2 separate regions of the Homo sapiens genome follow, and region 1 is linked to region 2. A link is an interaction called in ENCODE POLR2A ChIA-PET data of the cell type or tissue named here. Cell type or tissue: IMR-90. All regions are shown on one strand.

Region 1 (8,000 bases), 1.8 Mb before region 2:
AGGCTGCCTTCGTAATCTTTGCCAAATCTGCCTAATACTATTATGTACTTAATTTTTCTTTAAATCAATTTTTGTGGATAGTTAAGTAAAACTATCCCAGTGGAACACCTGGGTCCCTTGCTGGGCAATGGCCTTGAGAATCAGCTCATGGCTGTGGGTCCAGCAGAGCCACTGCCTGGAGGGCCACCCTTGGAGATGGGCAAGAGCAGGGACATTGAGCCCCATTCCTCCTGAGACTCCATAGTCATCAGCCTGCAAGTGGGGTCGAGGCCACATCGGTGTTTCGGGTCCACCTAAACTCACACTTGGGGGCCCCCCACTTAGTAGAAAGTCACAGGCTTGGGAGTCAGCCGAGCCAGGTCCGATTCCTGCCCTGCCGCTTCCCAGCTGGGTGATCTTGGGCAGGTCACTTGCCCTCTCTGAGCCTCGGCACTGTTGGCTGCACAGTAAGAATGATACTCCGTATCCGGAAGGGTTGCCGGGATGATGCAATGAATGCACCCACCCACAGCTGGTGGTGTTTAATGAACACGAGCTTAGGGTCCGTGGAGACACCCTGGAGAGGAGAGTGTTGACACCAGGATCCAAAAGGAGACTGTTGGAGGGGTTGGGGGACGGGGGCGTGAAGGTGTTTGGCCCAAAGCATGGGGGCTGGAATACAGAGGGGGCCTTGGCCCTGATACCCCCGTGCCCCTCAGGAGACGGTGGGGGAGCCATTCTTCCTGCTGCTGTGTGCCATCAAGCAGCAAATCAACAAGGGCTCCATCGACGCCATCACAGGCAAGGCCCGCTACACACTCAGTGAGGAGTGGCTGCTGCGGGAGAACATCGAGGCCAAGCCCCGGGTAAGTCGGCAGGGCGGGGAGGGTCCCAGGGCTGCTGTGTCGCCGCCAACGGCATTGACCCAGCCTTCCTCTGCAGGGCCTTGCTGCCTGGGCACTGACATAGTGATGGCAGCAACTCACTGACCTTTCTCTCCCACTCTCCCCCTGCAGAACCTGAACGTGTCCTTCCAGGGCTGTGGCATGGACTCGCTGAGCGTGCGGGCCATGGACACCGACACGCTGACACAGGTCAAGGAGAAGATCCTGGAGGCCTTCTGCAAGAATGTGCCCTACTCCCAGTGGCCGCGTGCAGAGGACGTCGACCTTGGTGGGTGGGAATGGGGGCAGAGACCCCGTGTCAGGCGCTTCAGCCGGGGCTGGCCCCTGCCTTGACGGGAAACACTCCTTTCACCTGGCATGGGTGCATGAATGTGGGGACACTGAGAGGATCCAATGAGGCCCCCTCAGCAAGAAGCTCTTACTCTGTAGGAGACAAGTCCTGCAGTGTGAGTGAACTACGGACAACAGCAAAAAGCCTTCAGGAAAGGCTTCCTAATTCCTAAAGGAGGGATGCTGGAGTAGGGTTGGTTTGTTTGTTTGTTTTTGAGACGGGATCTCATTCTGTCACCCAGGCTGGAGTGCAGTGGCGCAATCTCAGCTCACTGCAGCCTCGACCTCCTGGGCTCAAGTGATCCCCTCATTTCAGCCTCCTGAGTAGCTGGGACTACAGGAGTGCACCACCACATCCAGCTAATTTTACTTTTTGTAAAGATAGTGTCATGCTGTGCTGCCCAGGCTGGTCTTGAACTCCTGGGCTCAAGCGATCCTCCTGCCTCATCCTCCCAAAGTGCTGGGATTACAGGTGTGAGCCACCGCGCGGGGCCTGGAGTGGGTTTTATAGGAGTCTTGGTTAGGCCAAGGGTTTCATCAGCAATTGTAACATGAACAGCCTTGCAGACAAGGCCATTTCCAGAGCTCCTCCTCTGTGCCCTCCACCCTGGCACCTTCTCTTTGTACCCTCACACTCTCCCCCAGCTCTTTCCTGCCCTCCCCATTTTACAGATGGGAAAATGGAGGCTCAGAGAGAGGTATGGCTTGCCTCAGTTTACATGGAGAGAGCGAGAGGCCTCTCCCTATGTGGCTGGGCCGGTACCTACCCCTCAGGCCCAGCTCCCTGCCCGGACCCTGATGGCCTGTCCCTTGTCCCCCAGAGTGGTTCGCCTCCAGCACACAGAGCTACATCCTTCGGGACCTGGACGACACCTCAGTGGTGGAAGACGGCCGCAAGAAGCTTAACACGCTGGCCCATTACAAGGTGCAGCCCTGCCCCCCGCCCCCATTTCCCCACCCTCATGCCCCCACCCCAACCTCCGGCCTCTGACCTCGGCCTCTCCCCTCCCATCAGATCCCTGAAGGTGCCTCCCTGGCCATGAGTCTCATAGACAAGAAGGACAACACACTGGGCCGAGGTAGTGCGGGTGCACGTGGGAAGGGAGCCCAGGCTGCGTGTGGACAGGGGCTTCCATCCCATGCCCCAGTGGGGAAGCTGAGGCTCCGAGAGGCAGGGCTGGCCTGGGCTGAGGCCTCCTTGGTGGGGGCTGGGCGGGGCCAGCCTCCTCTGACCCAGTACTGCTGGGGCAGGGCCCACACCAGGCCTCCTCAAGCTGATTTCCTGCGGCAGCTGGAGAGAGGCCCCGGGAGGGCGGGATGCAGTTCCAGGAGGTCTGGGCAGCAGCCAGGCCAGAAGGGGGGCCAGCATGCCCGTCTCAGCCTTGGGCCATGTCCCTGCCTCAAGTGCCCCCTCCACACCCTCAGACGCCCCAGGCACAGCCTCCTGGCTGCCAGGCCTGCGAGCCCGGGATCCTCTGGGTCTCGGGGTCCCCTTCTAAGGTTGAGAGCAGAGTCTCAGTCTCTCCCAGCAGCCTGGGAATCTGGGCTGGCAGGAGCTCTGGGCTCAGGGGTGGGGTGGGCAAAGGCACCCACCCCCGCCTGCCTGGGGCCCCTCCTCCCCCGTGGCTGCATCTTCCTGTTTCTCTCCACCGCTGTCCCTCCTTCCAAGTCCCTCCATCCCGGGTCACTGTGTGTGTGTCTTTCTCTCTCTGCCTCACTCTGTCTCGCTCGCTGTGTGTCTCTGGATCTCACTTATCTCTCTCTCCGTCTCTCCCAGACTCAGTCTCCCCATGCGTCTCTGCATCTCTGTCTCATTCTCTCTGACTGTCTCTTTGGATCTCTGTCTCCGTTTCTGTTTCTCTCTCCATCTTTCTGTCTCTGCTTCTGTTTCTCTCCCCATCTTTCTGTCTTGTTTCTGTTTCTCACTCCATCTTTCTGTCTTCATTTCTGTTTCTCTCCTCTCCTCTCCCGTGTTTATTTATTGTGTTTTTCCTCTCACAGTGAAAGACTTGGACACAGAGAAGTATTTCCATTTGGTGAGTGCCCAACCTCGGCCCCGGGGGATCCAGCCCCTCAGTGGGTGTGGCCTTGGCTTTCTGTGGCCCTGGGCCTCTTGGGAAAAGTGCTCCCAGCCCTGCGAAAGGCTGGGGGGTGGGGGAGTAGGGATGGGGCCCAGAATCAGGAGGGAACCACAGCCCTTGTGTGCTAAGAAGCATGGCAGAGCCAGACCTCCCACAGGCGGCCGAGGATGGGGCCTGGTGCGGACACTGACCACTGCCCGGCCTCCCAGGTGCTGCCTACGGACGAGCTGGCGGAGCCCAAGAAGTCTCACCGGCAGAGCCATCGCAAGAAGGTGCTCCCGGAAATCTACCTGACCCGCCTGCTCTCCACCAAGGTGAGTCCGGCCTCAGTCTCCCCTCTGTGCAGTGGGTACAAGGCTCCAGCCCCAGCTCCAGAGGGTCATTGCTCAGGGCCAGCTGTGCACCCGCGGCTGGGAGAGGGGTGTGAGTTCTTCCTGTTTCCCCTGTGGGGCTGGAGGGGCAAGAGGCTGAAGGCTTAGGGTCCCACTTGAGGAGGCATTTCTCACAGCCAGGAAAAATGCCTGACAGAGACTTCTATGTTAGCCCACGTAACAGGGTACAGCAGAGGCCCAGAGGGATCAGTGATGTCCCCAAGGCCACGTGGCTCAGTGGCAGCGCCGGCACCCCACAGCCCATACTCTGGCACTTCCAGTTCTCGACTCCATGTGCCAGTGCCTCGATTAGTCCTTTCAACGCCTCTGGGAGGCAAGTGAGCCAGAGAGGCTCGGTGACCAGCCTGATGCCATGTGGCTTCCTCATTCAGCAGCCTGGCATTTCAAGCTCCGCAGAGCCACCAAGGGTGCCCACTAGCCCTCTGCACGTGGCCCGGGGCTGACGGCGGCCACCCCACTCCCCCGCAGGGCACGTTGCAGAAGTTTCTGGATGACCTGTTCAAGGCCATTCTGAGTATCCGTGAAGACAAGCCCCCACTGGCTGTCAAGTACTTTTTCGACTTCCTGGAGGAGCAGGCTGAGAAGAGGGGAATCTCCGACCCCGACACCCTACACATCTGGAAGACCAACAGGTGGCGGGTGGGGGGGCCGTGTGGACTTCACTGTGCCACTGGGGCCCCTGTGGCAGGGGGTTCAGAGTCTAGTCTTCTGGCCTCGCCTGCTTGGGGTCAAGCCCTCCTCTGCCATTTCCCAGCTGTGTGTTCTCGGATGAGTGACTTAGCCTCTCTGTGCTTCAGTTTCCCCTCCACTGTAAAATGCGACCCATGTTAATGGTGGGAATTAACTAGAAGAGTGCCCAGAAGCATGGTCTAGGTGTTGCCCTTACTATCATTCTCCCGCACCCCTCTCAGGTGGGCACCATCAGCTCCACTTCACAGATAAGCACACTGAGGCTCGGAGAAGCAGCACCTGCTCAAGACCACACAGCCTGGGACAGTAGAGCCAGGCTCGGCCCTACATTATCTGAATCTCTTACCCAGTTGGTAGCCCTCCTTTGAGGCACCTCTTAGCTTGTCGGGGTCATGCACCCCCACAAGAAGTTGCTGGAAACCCAGCCTGACCCTCAGGAAGAATACCACCAGCCCAGGCGCCTCTGTGCAGGGCAGCAGCTTCCTAGAGCTCTGGGGGTACACATGCCCAGGCTGCTGAGTCACTGGGTGGCCTGAGGTGGGGGTGGGGGTGTTGCTCACCCTCTCTGGCCTCTTGAGGACAAGGCCAGAGCTCCAGGCCCTGCCCCCCACAGCCCTGCCACAGCTGCTCTGCTAATGTCGGACTTCCTGCTGCCTGCAAGGGTTCAGGGAGGAGCCAGGGGTGCCCGGGGGCCGGCACCTGGTTCTAATGAGAACCAGGACCTGACTGGAGGCTCAGGAGGGGGTTGGGGGGTACAGCTAAGCCCTGTAGCTCCTGCCTTGCTCCAGCAGGAAACCGGGCTCTCAGCCCCACTGCACCCCAGCTGGCCAGGGATAGGCAAACTAAGGTTCCCAAAGGTCACATCTTGTGACAAGGCTCCAACCTCAGGCCCTTGAGGGACAAAGCCAGCTCTCTCCTCCACAACTGTCCCTCGACTGCTTCCTACCCCACCCTACCCTCACTGTCTTTGTCACCCTACCCCACAGCCTTCCTCTCCGGTTCTGGGTGAACATCCTGAAGAACCCCCAGTTTGTCTTTGACATCGACAAGACAGACCACATCGACGCCTGCCTTTCAGTCATCGCGCAGGCCTTCATCGACGCCTGCTCCATCTCTGACCTGCAGCTGGGCAAGGTCAGCTGTTCCCAGGACCAGGCCAGGCCCATGCACAGGGCCAGAGTGGGGTGCCGACCATGGGTAGCCTCCTCGACTCTCTGAGGCTGAGCTCAGAGATCTTCCTGGGAGGGGAACCAAAAGATCTCAGGTCTAGGGGATGTGGGATGAGTGACTCATTCAGACAGGGAGACACCTAGAAGCCAGTACCTTCCATCAGAAACTCTGTATCGCTGCAGACCAACTGCACATGCTGCAGCTGTGCCTGGCACTGGCTTTGAACACAGGCCTGAGAACCCGGTGTGGGAAAGCCAGTATGAGCTTGGACAACCTGCTTGGTCAGGCACAACATCATCTGAAAACCGGGCCAGGCTCTGGGCAGTAGCCCCTGAAAGTCAAAAGCCATTCAAGCGAGCATTCAGTGAAGGGGTGGGCAGAGGGGTGATGGGTGGCTAGGAGCTCTGAGATTCATGCGGTGTGTTGGGGGCACACAAGGCTGTGTCTGGCTTTAGAGGTTGAAGATGAAAGAGGATGGCCTTCCAGGCAGAGAGAACGGCGCAGGCAAAGACAGGGAGGCAGGAAAGCAGCCGGTTGCTGTGAGCAGGGATGAGATTGTATCATTAAAGCTGGCACTGCAGGATTGGTCCAGGTCGTGTGTGACCCTGCATTTAGCCCACGCATTTCAGAGACGGACCACGGGAAGGAGAAAATGCCATCGCTCCACTACTACTCACGTACTGCCTCCGAAGGCAGGGTGCCCGTGACTGACAAAGAACTGGGAGTGTTCTTGGCACTTCTTTCAGGCGTTAGGAGCATGTGGTGGGAAATATTCCACTGAGCCAGCACTCAGGCTTCCAGGAATCCTAGCCACCAAGACCTATCACCCTGAGAAGGACACATCCTTGTTACGTGGAATGGGCTGCGTGCAGTGAAGAGCTGGCATGCCCGTGCACTTTTCCCCTGAAAGAAGTAGGGCCCCTCCCCACCCACATCATTGTCCTAACAGTCCTGGGGAAAGTAGGCGGGGCAGACAGAGCACAGTGAGGAGCCCCTGGTCTGGGGCCGGCTGAGTGCGGGGACGTTCAGTGACCGGGTGAGACTCTTTGGGCCTCGGGGGCCTGCTAAGGTCACTTATGTGGCAGGAGGGATGAGGGCTCATCCAGAAAACGACCAGATCCGTCCTTTCTCCAGCAGCCATCTAACACCCTCGCTCTTCTCTGCCCAGGATTCGCCAACCAACAAGCTCCTCTACGCCAAGGAGATTCCTGAGTACCGGAAGATCGTGCAGCGCTACTACAAGCAGATCCAGGACATGACGCCGCTCAGCGAGCAAGAGATGAATGCCCATCTGGCCGAGGAGTCGAGGGTGCGGTGGCTCGGCGGCGGGGGATGGGGGCCTGAAGAGCTGAGGGATCGGGGGTCGGGGGCTGGGCCTCAATGCCTCCACTGGAGTAAGGGCAGGGAGCGCAGAGGGCATTTCAGAAGTGGCTGTGGCCTCTTGCTGGCCTGCAAATTCGTCATGCATTTTCCCAGAGTTTGAGGAGCGGGGGCAGGAGAGCACCCTCTGGATGGAGAGGAGATTGGACTTCAGGGTCCGGGAAGCCGTCTTCGTCCATGGGACTTGAGGGGCCTCATCGCTGAACTGTTCTGTGGGGGCCGTGGGGAGTTGGGGATTGTGTGCAAGCAGCTGGCTTTGCTGGGACTAGGCTCAGCTTTGACCGCTGGGCTAACCTCCTCCCCATCCTGCCTCCTTATAGAAATACCAGAATGAGTTCAACACCAATGTGGCCATGGCAGAGATTTATAAGTACGCCAAGAGGTATCGGCCGCAGGTGAGTGCCCCAGGGTGAGGCACCTGCCCTCGGGGTAGGTGAGCTTCCTACTCAAGGACACACATCTCAGGGTGCTTGCCCCTAATGGACGGATGTCACTCGTGGTAGACGTTCAGGGGTGTGTTCTCTCCCACGAACTGAGGCAGGGCTACCGGCCATGGCCCGGCTGACTCCGCTGCTCCCCTCAGATCATGGCCGCGCTGGAGGCCAACCCCACGGCCCGGAGGACACAACTGCAGCACAAGTTTGAGCAGGTGGTGGCTTTGATGGAGGACAACATCTACGAGTGCTACAGTGAGGCCTGAGACACATGGAGAGTTGGTCAGGCTGCTGCTGGGAGAAATGGACGCCCACTGGGCCTCAACTTGATCTTCTACCCCGTGCCTGTGACTCAGACTGGGAAATACTGAGCAGAGACGGCTGGGGCGGGGGCAGGAGGAGGGGCTGCTCTCTGAGACAGGGGCGCCCCCGCCTTGACCCCTGGGCACCTCCATCCCCTCCCACCTGTCCCCAGATCAGTCTCTGGGATGGAGGCCAGAGAGCTGGTCAGGCTCCCCCATCTGCCCAGCACGGCCTGCACTGTGCCCACCCACTTGCTCCACAACGTCCAGTTGGTCCTGCTGCCAAGAGCCCCGTGCATCCAGGCGGCCAAGCACAAACTGGGGGAGAGGAGGCCGC
Region 2 (8,000 bases):
TATCATGAATATTGCTGTGATGAACATACGAGTGGAGGTGTCTTTTTGGTAGAATGATGTATTTTCCTTTGGGTATATACCCAGTAATGGGATTGCTGAGTTGAGTGGCAGTTCTGTTTGCAGTTCTTTGAGAAATCTCCAAACTGCTTTTCACAGTGGCTTAACTACCTCAGTTTCTAATACTAGACACACATTAACTTTCTTCCAAAAGGACGAGCAAAAGATAAAAACTCAACAGAAATCTGAAAGACTCTGCAGCCCAAAGGAGGGGGGTATCCTGAGGAGGAGGCCTACATAAGACTCATAGAAGAGAGTCTTACATCATAGAAGACAGTGTTACATCATAAAAGACAGTCTTACATCAGAGAAGAGAGTCTTACATCATAGAAGATAGTCTTACATCATAGAAGAAAGTTCCACATCGTGGAAGATAGTTTGACATCATGGAAGACAGTTTGACATCATAGAAGACAGCCTGACATCACAGAAGATAGCCTTACATCACAGAAGACGGTCTGACATCACAGAAGACAGCCTTACATCACAGAAGACAGCCTTACATCACAGAAGACAGTCTTACATCATAGAAGACAGCCTTACATCATAGAAGACAGTCTGATGTCATAGAAGACAGCCTTACATCATATAAGACATCCTTACATCATAGAAGACAGTTTCACATCATAGAAGACAGTTTGGCATCATAATAGAGGATAGTCTTACTTCATAGAAGACAGTTTTTTTTTTTCTCCTGCCTCAGCCTCCTTAGTAGCTGGGATTACAGGAGCATGCCACCATGCCCAGCTAATTTATGTATTTTTAGTAGAGAAAGGGTTGCACCATGTTGGCCAGGCTGGTCTGGAGCTCCTGACCTTAAGCAATTCTCTCGCCTCAGCCTCCTAAGTAGCTGGGAGTATAGACACAAGCCACCACGCCCAGCTAATTTTTGTATTTTTGGTAGAGATGGGGTTTCGCCATGTTGGCCAGCCTGGTCTCGAACTACTGGCCTCAAGTGATCTGCCCACCTCGGCCTCCTGGAGGGCTGGGATTACAGGCATAACCCATCAAACCTGGCCAGAAGACAGCCTTATATCACAGAAGACAGCCGGACTTCATAGAAGATAGTCTAACATCATAGACGATAGTCTTAAGTCAGAAGATAGTCTTACATCATAGAAGACAGTCTTACTTCAAGATATTTAGAAAATTTCCAGTAACTTCCAACACACTTCAAGAAGACTTGGCCAGGCGCAGTGGCTCACGCCTGTAATCCCAGCACTTTGGGAGGCCAAGGCAGGTGGGTCACCTGAGGTCAGGAGGTTGAGACCAGCCTGGCCAACATGGTGAAACCCCGTCTGTACTAAAAATACAAAAATTAGCTGGGCGTGGTGGCAGGCACCTGTAATCCCAGCTACTTAGGAGGCTGAGGCAGGACAATCACTTCAACCCGGGAGGCGGAGGTTGCAGTGAGCCGAGATTGCACCATCACACTCCAGCCTGGGGGACAAGAGCAAGACTTCGTCTCAAAAAAAATGAAGAAGACTTGGCATCTATAAAATAAGACCCACTTATGCAGAGGGGAAGAAACTGACATCTGAAAAGATTCCGTGGGATCTAGAGCTTCTCTAATTATGGGGAAGGAGATTGTGAATAGAGAGCCCTTAGCCCGGTGCCTGGCCCATAGGCTCTCAAAATATGTTACTGTTATCATTCTTAAAATAAGTTATATTCACACACAACCTATTTTTCTAATGTTTTCCCTTATTAGGATTTATGCCAATTGGGGATTTTTAACCTGCAGTTTTAGCAATTCTGCCAAGCCAGGCCCTTCCCTGCCTCTCCCTAGACTCATGCAAGTTACAGAGTGAGACCCGAATGTGGCCTGGGAGCTGCTGAGCCAGCCAAGGGCCAGGGCGGCTGCCATTCTGCCACGTGCCTGGTCGACTCCGATTGCTTTATTTCTCTGGTGGAGCCACTGTGGTTCGCATGTTGGAGCTGGGAAGGGTTCCATCTGGCTCACAGCCAAGGAGGAATGGAGAATTCCTTCAGACTTAGGTAGGCTGACAATCAACATCATTGCTCCCAAGAAAAAATATTTTGAGTCATGACCCCTGGGTGGGATTGGAACCCTTCAGTTTCTGCCCAGATGTGCCTGCTTCATGGGAACCAGATGTGTTAAAAAGCAAAACACGGGCCAGAAAACCTGCCATGTGTGTAAAGAGGCTGTCTGGAGCAGTCTTCCCAAGGGCCCGCATAGCTTTGCATGTTCTCCAGTGGCTTGACTGAGGAAACCCTAACATGCACACGCAGGAGAGGCAGCCTAGAGAAGTGAACTGGTACCTACCGGCAGCTTTTCATCTTCAAAGCACTTCTGCAAGGCAGGGATTTTTTTTTTTTCTTTTGAGACAGAGTCTCGCTCTGTCACTAGGCTGGAGTGCAATGGCGCGATCTCGTCTCATCGCAACCTCCGCCTCCCGGGTTCAAGTGATTCTCCTGCCTCAGCCTCCTGAGCAGCTGGGACTACAGGCGTGTGCCACAACACCCAGCTAATTTTTGTATTTTTAGTAGAGAACGGGGTTTCACCATGTTAGCCAGGATGGTCTCGATTTCTTGACCTCATGATCTGACCTCCTTGGCCTCCCAAAGTGCTAGAATTACAAGCGGGAGCCACTGCGACCTGCCAAGGCAGGGATTATTATTCCTGTTTTCCAACTGAGGCACTTGAGGCTGTGAGTGACTTTCTCAAATAACAAGGCAGGGTTCATCACACAGCAATCCCTTTGCCATTACTCCAGCCTTTCTCGAACCCCTGTCCCTCAGATCTTAGAGATGCATGTGTGGACCACAGCAATGGACTTTTGGCTGTAGTCTTGGTCTGGGCAAGAAAAAAACGTGGATGGGTTGATATAACACAAGTATCTGAAAGCCAGATTGATAGATGTAAATTTCTAGAGAGAAGGACCTAGACATATAGATTTGAACTTAGTGAGTGGCCTCTGGGGGCCGGGATGCTGCATGTTTGTTCGTTTGTTTTTTGAGACAGAGTCTCGCTCTGTCGCCCAGGCTGGAGTGCAGTGGTGCCATCTTGGTTCACTGCAACCTCTGCCTACTGGGTTCAAGCAATTCTCCTTTCTCAGCCTCCCGAATAGCTGAGACTACAAGCACTCATCACCATGCCCGGCTGTTTTGTATTTTAGTAGAGACGGGGTTTCACCATGTTGGTCAGGTTGGTCTCGAACTCCTGACCTCAGGTGATCCCCCTACCTCGGCCTCCCAAAGTGCTGGGATTACAGGTTTAAGTCACTACTCCCAACAGATGCTGCATGTTAAAGGACTCATGCTCCTCTTGCCTTGAGGGCAGAACAAACACAAATGGAGCCGATGCAGTTCAAGGAATTTCCATAAAAGGCAAGGAAGGAACTCCGGGCCTCAAGAGTTTAAAACTGAGATAAACAGCCCATGTTAATATTTGAGTGTCCTGTTTCACAGTTTTGGGAGGAGGCTGGAGATGATATAATTATGGAGTTCAGTCCACAGCATGACATATGTAAAGCACTTAGCTCAATAAGCATTCCTTCCCTTTCGGGGTAGGGGTCGGGGTAGGGGGATCTTAGAGATGCACAGATACTCCCAATATAAACAAAACATAATCAACTGCAACCATGTAGAATCATCAGGACATGAAATGTGAGCTGAACTGTGGTTAGCCTGGAGGCTGCAGATGCTTCTCAGAGAGCTTTGAAGCAGGATGGCTCAAAGACAAACAAGAAGTGAGAAAGAAAGGAGGGAGAGAGGAGGCGGGGTGGCCCTCTAGTGCCTGGGACAGAGAGGTGTGCGGGAGGAGCTTTCAGGCTCCTTTAGGACTCTGATCTTTCAATGATCTGAAGAAAGCTCATACTGAAAGGTAAAGCTCCTCACACAGGGAATTTGGGAGTCAGGCTCTGCAGTTTTCTTCTATTTCTGGGAGCACTTATTTCAGCAGGGCATTTGCACCAAAGGAAGAGGAAGCCTCCTCAGACGCTGGGCCGGCCATACCCTAACTAAGCATGCACTTTGGGCAGGCACAGCACAACCTCAGCTGCAGTCTCAGTGGTACGGGTGGCATGGAAGACTGGGTGACATGGAGGACTGGGCCTCACCGCACTGGGGCCGGCTACCCCCTGGGGTTGCCATCAGAGCAAGTTCACACACCAGCCCACGGGGGAACTCGTGGGATCTGTCAGTGTGAGCGGAAGAAGGATCAGGCTCCTAGACTAGGGTCCCCCAGGAAGTGGGCAGGCTGGCTGGACTTCAGTAGGAGAACTGAGCTAGAAATCCAGGCATTCTGGTGTGGGGGAGGCAAGAGGCTGCGGGGCAGGCTGGAGTCAGGCTGTGCTAACGGGAAAATAGGGAGTCAGGGAAATTGTTTCCCATGCGACTTCCGTAAGGGCAGTGGACCGGGTCTCATTCAACTCAGGATTCTGAAGTGGCTTCACAAAATACGCTTAGTGTTCCTTACGGACGAAGGAAGGAAGAAAGGAAGGACTAACAGTGCCTTTATTTCAGGATTGTCCAATCTATCCCCCTCCCTCCATCTCATCTCCTGCTGCCATGAGGTCACAGTGGGAGTAAATCGTCCACGACAGGCAATGTAGTGTACTGGTTAAGAAAGGTCTTCAAATCAGATCTCTCTCCCTCCAAGCTTGGCATGTGTGCATTTTTAGCTAAATTCTTAACAGCTCCATGCCCAATTCCTAATCTGTCAAATGGCTTAGAATGTTACGTAATGCTGAGATCACACCTGGGGAGACGACAATGTTAGCTCATGTGGGTTGAGTGCTCCGATGCACGCTGGGCTCGTGTTTCACTCATTACCAATGTAATCATCACGGAGCCTCTGGGAGGTGTGTGCTACCATTAGTACCCACTTCACAGATGAGGAAACTGAGACATAGAGTGATTGAGTCACTTGTCACCTAGGCCTGCAGCCAGTCAGGGGCAGATCCAGGATTCAAGTCCAAAGAATCAGATTCCAGGGCCCCAGCCCACAGGATACTGCTTTTTAATCAGCGAGCACACTTACTACTAATCAGGGTGATTGTCACTTTACCCACCTTGGCGTAACCAAGGGCTTCTGATTTGTAGTGTTTTATGATAATAAAAAAATACATAGCTTGGAGGTGGGTGGCAGCATTTGTGCTAAAATATGCTGGATGCAAAGTTGTTCTGGGTCTGAGTTGTGCCCATTCTGAAAGGAGTATTAGATCAAAGAATGCTTACCTGTGCTGTGACTTTGTTTTATTATGGTTATAATTTTGTTTTCTTCTTGGAAAATGCCTCTATTAAAGGTCTGCCTCTTTCTTTCTTTTCTTTCTTTCTTTCCTTCTTTCCTTTCCTTTCTTTCCTTTCTTTCTTTCTTTTTGAGACAGGGTCTTGCTCTGCCACCCAGAGTGGAGTGGAGTGCAGTGGCGTGATCATGACTCACTGTAGCCTCCACCTCCCGGGCTCAAGTGATCCTCCCACCTCAGCCTTCCAAGTAGCTGCACCACCACACCCTGCTAATTTTTAAAATGTTTTTGTAGAGATGGGGTCTCACCATGTTGCCCAGGCTGGTCTCAAACTCCTGGCCTCAAGCAGTCTTCCCCTACTTTGGCCTCCCAAAATGCTGGGATTATAGGCGTGAGCCATCTCACCCGCCCCAAAATATGCCTTTTAAAAATAAGCTAAGATTGGGTTGGGTGTCAGGGATGATGAGTCTAATTCCCATTGTGTTCCCAAATCTCAAATTTTCCTTCCAGCCGTAGATGGGTCCCGGGCCTTTTCACATCCTAGCCCAGGGCTCCTGAAGCTGAGCCCACAGGGGATGATCCACAGCAGCTCCTCCCACCATGGCTGGGCTTTGCTCACACTCATACCCAGCTCCTCCTGGCCACCACATGCCTCAGGGCCTTGTGTCCCTTGGCATTCCACCCCCTCCTGCCCCACCTTTAATGCCCTTTGCACATCCCCCCACCCCTTTTGAGCCCAAGAGAGTTCCCACCTCTCCAGTGGAGCGTTTGGATAACCAGGTTCAGCTGCAAGCACAAGAAGCCTCTCTAGCCAGGCAAAGCAAAGGGATTTAACCTGGGGCATTGAGTGCTTTCAAAACTACTGGGCACTGCGGGAGTGGTCTGTAGGCCTCCGGGAATGCTTCATGACTGTTCCAGCCCACAGTTGTCTCTCCTATCTCTGATGCATTTCATTCATTCATTCATTCAGTGTTCATGGAGCAGAGGCAGTGCCGGCTGCTAGGGACAGGACACCAGGATGAATGAATAAAACATGATCTCTTCTCAAAGAACACAGGGCCTACACGCCCTGATGATGAACTCTGGATAAGAGCCATGAACAGAGTAATGCAGGGCCCCAGGAGGGTGCGCCTACCTCAGTGTTGGGGAAGCGTGGAAGGACTGCGGAGTGCGCAGAGGGCAAGAGCAGGCCTCTGCCCAATCATGGGGTCATAGACAGAGGGGGTGTGGAGGAACCACACGTCTTTCCCTGTGGTTGCAGTACAGGGTAGGGTAGGGGTGCCGGGACAGGTGACCAGAGAGAGGATAAGCTGGTCAGGGTGAGGGGCTTTTGGGGCATGACCTGACCATTACGTGGTGTTGTCTTATTATTTAATTACAGTGGTCAAGAAGGCAGACTTACCAGCCAGCCTGGCTGAGTTAAAATTCTGCTGGGCTCAAAACCTACTAGTTGTGTGACCTCAGGCAAGCTATCCAACCTGCGGACCTCACTTTTCTCATCAGTAAAATGGGGTAATAACAGTACCCACATCATGGGGGTGCTGTGAGGGTTAAATGAGTTGATATGTAATAACACACTTAGACCTGTATCTGGCCAAGGTGTCAGCTGTCAGCCCTGGATGTTATTTAATGCCTAACTCTGTACCAGGCAGCATGCTGGTGATTTTCCATAAATTCTCTCAATCAGTCCTCTCAAAGGCCCTCCCTGGGAGGCAGGCGTTATTGATCTGTTTTATTATACAAAGGAGAAGTCTATTTCTAGTTTCCTCTGAGATTTTAGCTCCTTCACTGGCTCTGTTCTATTTCTGTCTCCCGTGCACTGTCGCTGCAGGAGCCCTGCCAGAGACAGAGAGGAACCAAAGCCCCCTGGAACTCCAAGAGGAAGGACAAGTTAGATCTGGGCTTCCACAGAGCCATCATGCTCTCCTGCCTTAGTTACTGGAAAGGGATCCAACGCACTCTCACAAGCCCACACGCAGCCCGGACGGCAGACGTGCCGGTCAAATTTGTTAAAGTCATAAAATTTGGCAGGACGGAGTTTGGTAGAAGTGGAGGATGAAGTGAGGGATCCAGTCGAATGAGTGGGATGCTCTGGAATAAGCAAGAACCAAGAGCAGGCACTGCCTGGAGCGGCAGGCGATGCTCCCACCCCTCCAGCGAGGACACCCTCAGGGGTGTGGGACTAGTGTCCCCGAGGCTCCCCTCACCCAGGACTGGTGGCATCCCCACCTGCCTAGTGGTAGGAACAAACACTGTATCCCTCTGACCATACATTTCCTCTAACAAAATATTCATTTTCCTAAGAAAATGAACGGAACGTTCCTTCAGCTGGGCATTCCGTTCTTCCTTTAAGGGAGCCTGGCATTGCTTCGACAAGGGCAGGCAGGAAGGAGGCTAGCGTTTTCCCCTCTGCCAGCCGTTCCACGTGCTCTAGGGGACTGTCCGTTTAATTCTCTTGGCAGCCTCCTAGGGAGGCACTGTCATCTCCACTCTGTGGATGAGCAGTCAGGGGGCCAGCAAGTCCAGCCAAGTCCAGAGTCTGGCCAGAACAGGCCGGCCCCTTCAGTGGAGGTGAACCCCTTTCATCTCAGCTCTGGTCTCTGCCTTTCAAGGCAGCAGTGGCTGCTGGTGTATTGCAGGCGTCTTGCCCAGGGGGCTGGCAGTGACCATGAGAATGTGAGTTGTCCCTGGCCCTGAATCCTCCTCCTCATGCAGGAGGCGGGTGAGGCAGAG

What was found. ChIA-PET counts read pairs that join two places held together with the same protein. Peaks named below come from ENCODE experiments on the same cell type or tissue, not always from the same donor. Only the 100,000 strongest peaks of a DNase experiment are listed, where the experiment ranks them.
Region 1: POLR2A ChIA-PET joins it to region 2 with 16 read pairs; 1 of 35 experiments calls an interaction of 5 or more read pairs at or near these places.

The regions. Positions count from the first base shown.
Region 1 is chr3:129,555,939-129,563,938 of GRCh38, reverse strand. It overlaps PLXND1 (plexin D1), which reads left to right. Exons shown (of 36, transcript NM_015103.3): 26 at 699-845; 27 at 996-1,152; 28 at 2,036-2,139; 29 at 2,230-2,293; 30 at 3,216-3,250; 31 at 3,505-3,609; 32 at 4,156-4,319; 33 at 5,364-5,511; 34 at 6,716-6,856; 35 at 7,248-7,322; 36 at 7,511-8,000. The coding sequence ends at 7,627. Among named protein-coding and RNA genes, the nearest start is that of H1-8, 17 kb to the right of the region's middle. RefSeq lists enhancers at 4,879-5,173, 4,739-5,628. In IMR-90, no CTCF peak of the experiment used is centred here; DNase peaks (open chromatin) are centred at 2,518 and 4,968; H3K4me3 peaks cover 642 bases; H3K27ac peaks cover 4,313 bases.
Region 2 is chr3:127,787,104-127,795,103 of GRCh38, reverse strand. All of the region lies in intron 2 of MGLL (monoglyceride lipase), which reads left to right. Among named protein-coding and RNA genes, the nearest start is that of MGLL, 31 kb to the left of the region's middle. RefSeq lists enhancers at 3,501-3,600, 3,526-4,128, 4,129-4,732. In IMR-90, a CTCF peak has its summit at 3,803; DNase peaks (open chromatin) are centred at 2,033, 3,443 and 3,693; H3K27ac peaks cover 3,576 bases.